Regions from separate parts of the Homo sapiens genome. Here all the other regions are linked to region 3. The links are chromatin contacts, found by Hi-C or POLR2A ChIA-PET in ENCODE. All regions are on one chromosome and are shown on one strand. Each heading gives the region's core, a stretch centred on a gene start or an enhancer-like site at or near the end of the contact. The rest is flanking DNA. Distances are from core to core; before and after follow the strand shown. Region 1 holds the start of OSBPL10 (oxysterol binding protein like 10). Region 2 overlaps OSBPL10 (oxysterol binding protein like 10). Region 3 overlaps GPD1L (glycerol-3-phosphate dehydrogenase 1 like).

The links. Hi-C counts contacts between places; a loop is a spot of excess contacts on that map. ChIA-PET counts read pairs that join two places held with the same protein, here RNA polymerase II (POLR2A). Pooled maps may share reads with other maps.
Region 1: a loop to region 3 is called in a map of PC-3, with 8 times the contacts of the local background. The contact joins the promoter of OSBPL10 here to the enhancer-like site in region 3. A Hi-C loop is called at or near these places in 3 of 168 maps with a recorded cell type or tissue (B cell, PC-3 and endothelial cell of umbilical vein) and 11 of 50 pooled maps. POLR2A ChIA-PET finds 5 or more read pairs at or near these places in 3 of 52 experiments (BJ, OCI-LY7 and activated CD4-positive, alpha-beta T cell).
Region 2: a loop to region 3 is called in a pooled map, with 2.0 times the contacts of the local background. The contact joins two enhancer-like sites. A Hi-C loop is called at or near these places in 2 of 50 pooled maps. POLR2A ChIA-PET finds 5 or more read pairs at or near these places in 2 of 52 experiments (H1 and OCI-LY7).

What each region holds. Positions count from the first base shown.
Region 1 is chr3:31,979,886-31,982,585 of GRCh38, forward strand. OSBPL10 (oxysterol binding protein like 10) reads right to left here and starts at 1,377. Exons shown (of 12, transcript NM_017784.5): 1 at 1,014-1,377. The coding sequence starts at 1,294. ZNF860 (zinc finger protein 860) reads left to right here and starts at 1,865. Exons shown (of 2, transcript NM_001137674.3): 1 at 1,865-2,017. RefSeq lists a silencer at 1,067-1,136.
Region 2 is chr3:31,945,192-31,947,891 of GRCh38, forward strand. All of the region lies in intron 1 of OSBPL10 (oxysterol binding protein like 10), which reads right to left. Among named protein-coding and RNA genes, the nearest start is that of OSBPL10, 35 kb to the right of the region's middle. RefSeq lists enhancers at 1,135-1,737, 1,738-2,339. Within about 2 kb of position 1,405, at least 5 of the 41 ENCODE cell types and tissues checked have a DNase peak (open chromatin) inside an H3K27ac peak, as active enhancers do; they include OCI-LY7, where a contact is called at or near this core.
Region 3 is chr3:32,144,325-32,147,024 of GRCh38, forward strand. GPD1L (glycerol-3-phosphate dehydrogenase 1 like) reads left to right here. Exons shown (of 8, transcript NM_015141.4): 5 at 2,298-2,410. Among named protein-coding and RNA genes, the nearest start is that of GPD1L, 39 kb to the left of the region's middle. Within about 2 kb of position 1,372, at least 3 of the 41 ENCODE cell types and tissues checked have a DNase peak (open chromatin) inside an H3K27ac peak, as active enhancers do; they include OCI-LY7, where a contact is called at or near this core.

The DNA.
Region 1 (2,700 bases), core at 127-2,626, 160 kb before region 3:
AGCAGGAAACTTCAAATGGGACCTGAAGAGGAAATAATGATAATAATGTAAATTGCTACTAATATTAAAAGGGGGAGGGTATTTTTTCTTTCTTTTTATTATTTTATTTTATTTTATTTTATTTATTTATTTTTTTTGAGTCGGAGTCTCGCACTGTCGCCCCGGCTAGATTGCAATGGCGCGATCTCGGCTCACTGCAACCTCTGCCTCCGGGGTTCAAGCGATTCTCCTGCCTCAGCCTCCGGAGTAGCTGGAATTACAGGCGCGCCGCCACGCCCGGCTAATTTTTTTTGTTTTTAGTAGAGACGGGTTTTCACCATGTTGGCGAGGCTGGTCTCGAACTCCTGACTTCGTGATCTGCCCGCCTCGGCCTCCCAAAGTACTGGGATTACAGAGGTGAGCCACCGCGCCCGGCCTCTTTCTGTTTTTAAACAAAACTTCCATTACAAACATCGGAGGCTGCAAGGCACAAACTGGGGCAGGAGTATGCACAGTCGCCCAGGATGACAAGTGGCAGGTTTTTTGTTGATGGTGGTGGTGTTCTGAAACACCAAACTTTAAAATGAACTGTTACTTAGAGAATTACTGTAATCGGAGCGGACGTGCTAACGCTTTTTCACCCCGGCACAAAGCACGCCCCTTCTGCCTCCCTTTCCCAGTCATTCTTCAGGCGTGCGGGAAACCGCGGACAAGCAGAGCACGGGGACCAGCACGATCCTCCTGCCACCACTCCAGTCTCTGCAGGTGCCAGCATAGAAGAAAACCAGGGCTCTCGCCTCCCTCCCCGCCACTGCGGTGCGGTCCCGGGGTGGAGCCACGGCGCGCCCCATCCTGAGAACCCCACCTGGAGGGGAGCAGGGACGCAGGAAGGGCACCGTTGGGAGGCATCACTGGGTTCGCTGAAGGCACAATCGCGCGCGCACACACATACACAGACACACATACACACACGCACGCACACACACACACACACACACAGCGGCGCGCGGTGGCGCGGGCGGCTGGCGCGTTACCTGTTCTGCCAGCCCTGGAGGAGGTTGGTGTATTTGCTGAGCACGCCCTCGAGCGCCGGCTCCCTCCTGCGGCCGCCTCCCCCGGACGGGCTAGCGGCCACAGAGCCCGGGCTGCTGCGGCTTCCCCCGCCGCCGAGCCCGGCCGCCGCCGACCGGCTGGAGACCCCCCGGCCCGCCAGAGAGCAGGAGGGCGAGGAGCCCGCCGAGGTAGCACGGCTGCTGCTGCGGCTGCTGCTGTTGCTACCCCCGCCGCCGTCTGTGCCCTGGACTGCCCTCTCCATGGTCCGTGGGCGCCCGGGACGCGGGTGCCCGCCGCGGTGGCGGCCCCGGCACGGCGGCTGCTGCTGCTGCTACAGCTCCGGACGCCCGGGCCGCGCGTGCCTGCTCCAAATCCCCGGGAAATGCCTGACTCATACAGGAGGAAGAGGAGGAGGAGGCGAAGGAGAGCTGGGAAGGAAGCCAACGGGGCTGGATGCAGCTGCGGCCGCCCCTCCTCCCGCCGCGGCCAGGGCCCGGCCCCTCCCTCCGCACTAGTTTCCCGGGCAAGTTCGGAGCGGGTGGCCGGCTAGGCGAGCCCTCTTCGGGTTCCTCCTTCTCTTCCTTCGTGTCCCTGCGGCCTCTCAGGCCCTCGGGACACTCTAGGAGGCCGATCTGCAGGGTGGGCACGCCCTAAATCCACGCCAAGTCACCCACGCATTCCTTCTGCCACCCTCTCTTGGATCCGAAGGGGCGAAAGGGAATCTCTGCACGTCACTCCCCACCCCTTATCCACCTCGGGACCTGGAGGGAGGGGCAGCCCCACCCACCCGGTCCACCCGGATATGGACCCGCCCGGCCTGACAGGCTCACACGCACACTCCCTCTCTCGGTCTTCCGCACACGATGCTGCGCCAGACGCTCCTACACAGTAACCTGGAAATTATCACCGGCGGAGCAAAGTCACAGCTCAGGGAGGCCCTCCGCGTTGTCTGGCGGAGGAGGGGAGTGGCAGGTGATCCTCACAGGTAAGCTCGCCGGGCATTTTCATGCAGCAGGATTATGATAAATGCTTAACAGACACACGGCTGGGCTGGGGTGAGGCGCGCGAACTCTCAGGTTTGTGCGAGTGCTTCCTTAAATTGAGTGTCCTAGGTCACTCACTGGCCTAACCCTAATCCCCTGCCCTGAATGGCACGCATAAACCTGGCAAGTCAAAACCTATCCATTGCTACCACACTGCACGTGCACCTAGGAGCAGAGGCTCTGAAACCGGGAAAACTGCTCCAGAGGCAAGGGAAATTAACAGATATTTACAAACATTGAAGGATTCTCTGTGTTGGCTGTAACTTCTGCGCCCCTCTTCCTACCTAAAGATACTCTTTCTATCCCACTAATATTTTTTGTGAATATAGATATCCATTGTAATCTGAAGTATCAAAAATTACCTAGAAAAAAGCTTTGAGGAACTCAGACTCTCTCTCTCACACACACACAGACAAAACAAAAGGTGATAGATGATAGGTGATCTCCGTCCAAAGGATCTACAAACCCATCAAGCAGATAAATACTTCAAGAGTTAAAAAAAATTACTAAATGGAAAAGTCAGCTCTCAAAGGGACAGTTCCCCGAGCCCAACCCCTTTCTAGCTTCACATCCTTCCAGGAAGATTTCATGGGTGGTTTAGCTCTAGAGATGCACGGAGAAGCTT
Region 2 (2,700 bases), core at 155-2,654, 200 kb before region 3:
AACAAAAGGGGTGCCAGGGTCATTTTGGGAGGAGAAAATTACCTAAAATTCCCTCCCTCATCAGCAAACAAGGCGTCAAATTCCTGCCACTAGGACTCTGGTCCAAAGTTACAGTCCCCAAAGTCAACACCAGTGACATGGGGCTCCCAAAGTCACCACAAATATGCTCTAGGGACACTATCTGGACCGGAAGCCTCAAAACAAAAGTCAGTCAGTGACATACGATCCAGCCCTCAAGCCCACTTGCTTTGACCAGAATCAGGCTTTGGTTTGTTCATTGTTTTTATTTTTGGCTTTAAAAATTGTTTTGAATCAGTTGACAATCTTTAAAAATTAAGACAGCTTCTCACACAAATCTACATCTCTAGTTTCTCTTGCAATATCCAAGGATCTCAACATGGGGTCCATTCACTACACGGCAACCATAGGCCATAGCTGAGAAGCAGCTGCCCTGTCAGATGTGATGCACTCTCAGGTCTCCATGCTCCCACCTTCTCCAGACGCTCAGGATGCCAAAGCAGAGGTCAGCAGCCCTTGACCAGAGGGGTTTATACTGCTTTTCTGACACCCTTGTTTCTGTGACACAGCCTGAGACCTGGAGAATATTTGAGCCTGTGACCCCTGGTCTGGTACGAATAACGTATCATGCATACAAATAGGGTTACTGGCCAAACATCTGCAGATCCTATTATGACTAAAAAAATCCAAACTACTTAAGGCATTACTCAATTCAGAGAACCTCTTGCCATTAGGGATTGCCTGAATCAACAGACACTACTAAGTTTTGGTTTATGCTTTTTTTTTTCTGAGATGGGTTTCACTCTTGTTGCCCAGGCTGGAGTGCAATGGCATGATCTCGGCTTACTGCAACCTCCGCCTCCCAGGTTCAAGTGATTCTCCTGCCTCAGCCTCCTGAGTAGCTGGGATTACAGGCACGTGCCACCATGCCCGGCTAATTTTTGTATTTTTAGTAGAGACAGGGTTTCACCACGTTGGCCAGCTGGTCTCGAACCCCTGATCTCAGGTGATCCACCCCCCTCAGCCTCCCCAAGTGCTAAAATTATAGGCGTGAGCCACTGCACCCAGCCACTACTAAGTTTTTTAATGAAAAGGGGGAACTCAAGTTTTTTACTTTTTCAATAATAACAAAAAAATTAGAAATCAATTAAGAATTTAAGAAAAATTAAGAATTTTATTAAGTTGTTTTTTATCAAAAAAAAAAAAAACCCTTGTATTAAGAAAAATTAAGAATTTTTTAAGTCGTTTCCTTCCTGACTACTATGTACAAAATATTAGGCTTCTATTGAAGCAATGACATAATGATGAGTAAGACCCTGCCTGGGCCCTTGCAGGCAGATGGCGGACAGCGTGTGAACAGAGCAATTGCGGGAGGCACAGCGGTAAAGGTAATGGCATCCACCTGCGAAAAGCACAAGAGCCCTCAGGAGGTGACAGGAAGCCTTTATCAAAGGACAAGGCATCTGCCCGGCTAAGGAGAGGGAACAAGAAGCAAGGCTATGACACAAGTTCAAGGTGGAGCTGGGCTTTGGTCCCATTCTAGCAGAGCTGAGACTTCCTTTGGAGGTCACAGGAAGTCACCCAAGAGTTTTTAGTGTTGCATGCTTTAGAAAAGTTACCATGGAGATGGTGTTGAGGTGCCTAGAAGAAGAGGAGCTTGGGCTCAGGGAGGCCTTAAGAAGATGATCGTGGGAGTCCAGACCAGATGCAAGGAGCATCGAAACAAAGACAAGGGCAGGAGGAGCAGACCAGAGAGGCAGCTACGGCTCAGTGGCTGTTAGATACTGACAAATGAGACGAGCAGTTATCAGAAGAGACAAAGGCAGGAGGGAGCAGACCAGAAAGGCAGCTATGCCTCAGTGGCTGGTTAGATACTAGAGAACGAGACACAGCAGTAATCAGAATGATTCACTAAATTTCAGGCTCTGACAACTCAGTGGACATCAGAAACACTGGGCCAACACAAAAAATAAAGGATGGGGAGCAGTTACTGGAAGGTAAGGGTGAGTAGGGGAGACATAGAGACCAGGATCCCATCTGCAGAAGTGTAGCAGCTCTGGATCTAGGCACGAACAAGGTCAACCCTCGGCCCAGGCTGTCCCTAAGCACACAGCACATCACCAAAGCTGGAGGTGCCAATTCCTCCACCCAACTCAGCTGAACAGCAGTTCCCACAGCATCACTAAGGCTGAAAAATTGGAATGCTATCCTCCTCACAAAGGCGGAAGCATGCTTTGTCCTCTGCCTGCCTATAGCGAGTGTCCAAATTACCAATGGCAGATCTTACACCAACATCAGAAGTCCCCTACCAGCTCCTCTTGGCCTCTGCATATGCCACCTTCCCCTACTCCACAATTCCTGCGACAGCACTGAGAAGGTACTCAGGCAGGGCATGGGGTTGGGAGGTTTGGTGGAAGTCTAAAGATGACCAACACATGAAACAAGCCCTCAAAAGAACCTAACAGATCACGGAAGACTCCTGTGGAAACACTCCACACGCTGAGCACAGTATGACAGGCTGGAGGAGAAAAATAGATAAAGAATCTGTGTTAGGTCATATTCCCTGGAGGCAGAGCCTGATGTGGCGACTCCTATGCAAATGAGTGCTTGAGGAAGTGCTCTCAGGATCCGGAGAAACTGGAAGAAGGTGAGGGAAACTGCATAGGAGTTGAGATAAGCCCA
Region 3 (2,700 bases), core at 122-2,621:
GTTCTTGGGGCATACCACAGACTCTGAGGCTTTTAATCCAGTCATTCCACAAATATTTTTCAAACCCTCTTATGTATCAGGCATGGTGCCAAATGTCTAGAATACATAAGCTCCTTATGGAACTTGTAAGCACACAAACACATATGGAATCACAAACTAAAATAAGGGTTTTGAAGGAGTTTTATTACATAGGTTAATTGCCTCTAAAACTTGGTGTGACAGAGAAAGGGGATTTTCCTGTCTTTGGTTTACATTGAGTTTTGGGCAACCTTCCCACATGGCTGTCCGGCATTAGCTGTTCTGTACAGATGCCCTGAGTCCCTGCTTGCCATGTCACTGTTTATTACTGGGGTTTGTTGTTGTTGTTGTTGTTGTTTTTGAGATGGAGTCTCACGCTGTTGCCCAGGCTGGAGTGCAGTGGCGTGATCTCGGCTCACAGCAACCTCCGCCCCCTGGGCTCAAATGATTCTAATGCCTCAGCCTCCTGAGTAGCTGGGAACACACACACACACACACACACACACACACACCACCACGCCAGGCTAATTTTTGAATTTTTTGTAGAGATGGGATTTCGCCATGCTGACCAGGCTGGTCTCGAACTCCTGACCTCAAGTAATCCACTTACCTGAGCCTCCCAAAGTGCTGGGATTACAGGCATGAGCCACCGCGCTGGCTTATGACTGGTATTATATTAATAATAAAATTCGCGGGCCGGGTGCGGTGGCTCATGCCTTTAATCCCAGCACTTGGGAAGGCCAAGGCAGGTGGATTGCTGGAGGTCAGGAGTTCGAGACCAGCCTGGCCAACATGGCGAAACCCCATCTTTACTAAAAATACAAAACTTAGCCGAGTATGGTGGCGCATGCCTATAGTTGCAGCTACTCAGGAGGCTGAGGCGGGAGAATCGCTTGAGCTTGGGAGGTGGAGGTTGCAGTGAGCTGAGATAGTGCCACTGCACTCTAGCCTGGGCAACACAGCAACTCTGTCTCATAAATAAATAAATAAAGTTACTACCTATTATCCATGATTTAAGGTAATAAATTTTAAAAGGTACCTTTGAGAAAATATGAGATTGCTATAAATCAAGCCCACCTCTTGGATGGGCATTGCGTTATTTGCAGCCACAAAGGAACCCATAGACCCTACCTTGTATCTATGGCAAGCCAAGAGTGTGCCTTCCCCTGCCCATTCCTCAGTTTGTTCACCAGCAACCCAAGTTTCCAGCTGCAGATGGCTGGATTAAAGTGACTTGAGGGAGGGGCTGGTCTGCAATGTTCAGGAGCATGCTTCATGTTGGAGGCACTGAGCAGTGGGAGGAGACACGATGAGGCTGTAATATGATGTAGGGGCCAGGGGCTGGTTTACCCAACCCAGATGATGCAACAGTGTTGCACAGAGTCACCTAGACAGCCTGGTGGACTGTTTAAAAAGGAAGAGAACAGTTTGCACAAACTGACATAGTTCTAACATTTGGAAAAGGGGAACTCAGCTAAATGAAAGAACAGTAATGCTACAGAGTAGACTGTGTTTCTAAGTATTGGGTGTAGATATTGTGTTTTATTATGAAACTTTTCAGAAAAGTAGAGTAGTATCACGAACCTCACATGCCCGTCACCCATCTTTAGAAATGATTAACTCCTGGCCAGTCTCATTTCATCCACTCCCCACCCTCTCTCAACCCTCAGATGGCCTGGATTATTTTGACATTGTGTCACTTCTTGGTGTAGTTTTACTTGTTGACAATCATGCTTTTTTCTTTTTTTTTTTTTTTTTTTTTGAGACAGAGTCTCGCTCTGTTGCCCAGGATGGAGTGCAGTGGTGAGATCTCAGCTCACTACAGCCTCCACCTCCTGGGTTCAAGCGATGCTCCTGCCTCAACCTCCTGAGTAGCTGGGACCACAGGTACGTGCCACCACGCCCAGCTAATTTTTTGTATTTTTAGTAGAGATGGGGTTTCACCATGTTAGCCAGGATGGCTTCAATCTCTTGACCTCGTGATCTGCCCGCCTCAGCCTCCCAAAGTGCTGGGATTACAGGTGTGAGTCATCGTGTCTGGCCAAAAAAAACTTTAGATTCACATTCGGTCAGTTAAAAATGTATGTCAAATTGTAAATGATCACCTCGATTGGAAACGGGATATTTTTACTTTATTTCTGCTCCTATGTGTTTTCTAAATATCCTATCATGAACATGTTACTTTTATAGTAAGTAGAAACTTATTTTAAAGTGTATTAGGTGTGAAAATTAAGATTAGAGGCTGTTATTAATATCCTTGTTGTCTAACCTTTCAACAGGCAGCAAAGTAATGGAGAACGGCCTTCTCTTCAAAGAACTTCTGCAGACTCCAAATTTTCGAATTACCGTGGTTGATGATGCAGACACTGTTGAACTCTGTGGTGCGCTTAAGGTAAAGTCAGCCTCAGGGGAGGAGTTCATCAAGCAAGGCAAATGTTAGCATCATTGAGTCTAATCCTCAAGAATGGGCTCTGTGTTCTGTGCACCCACATCAGCGAAGAATAGTGAATTGAGAGTCTTGTTTATAACTTCCTGTTTTGCTGCAGCCTTTCCCGGGTGGTTCAGTTCCTCTCTTACTCGTGGCTTGCTTTAACTTGTAAATATGGGGGAATTGTGATGTTTTGGTCTTTGGGAAGTTGGCAGCATTGATATTTGGAAAGCATGGGAGTTCCTTGATGACAG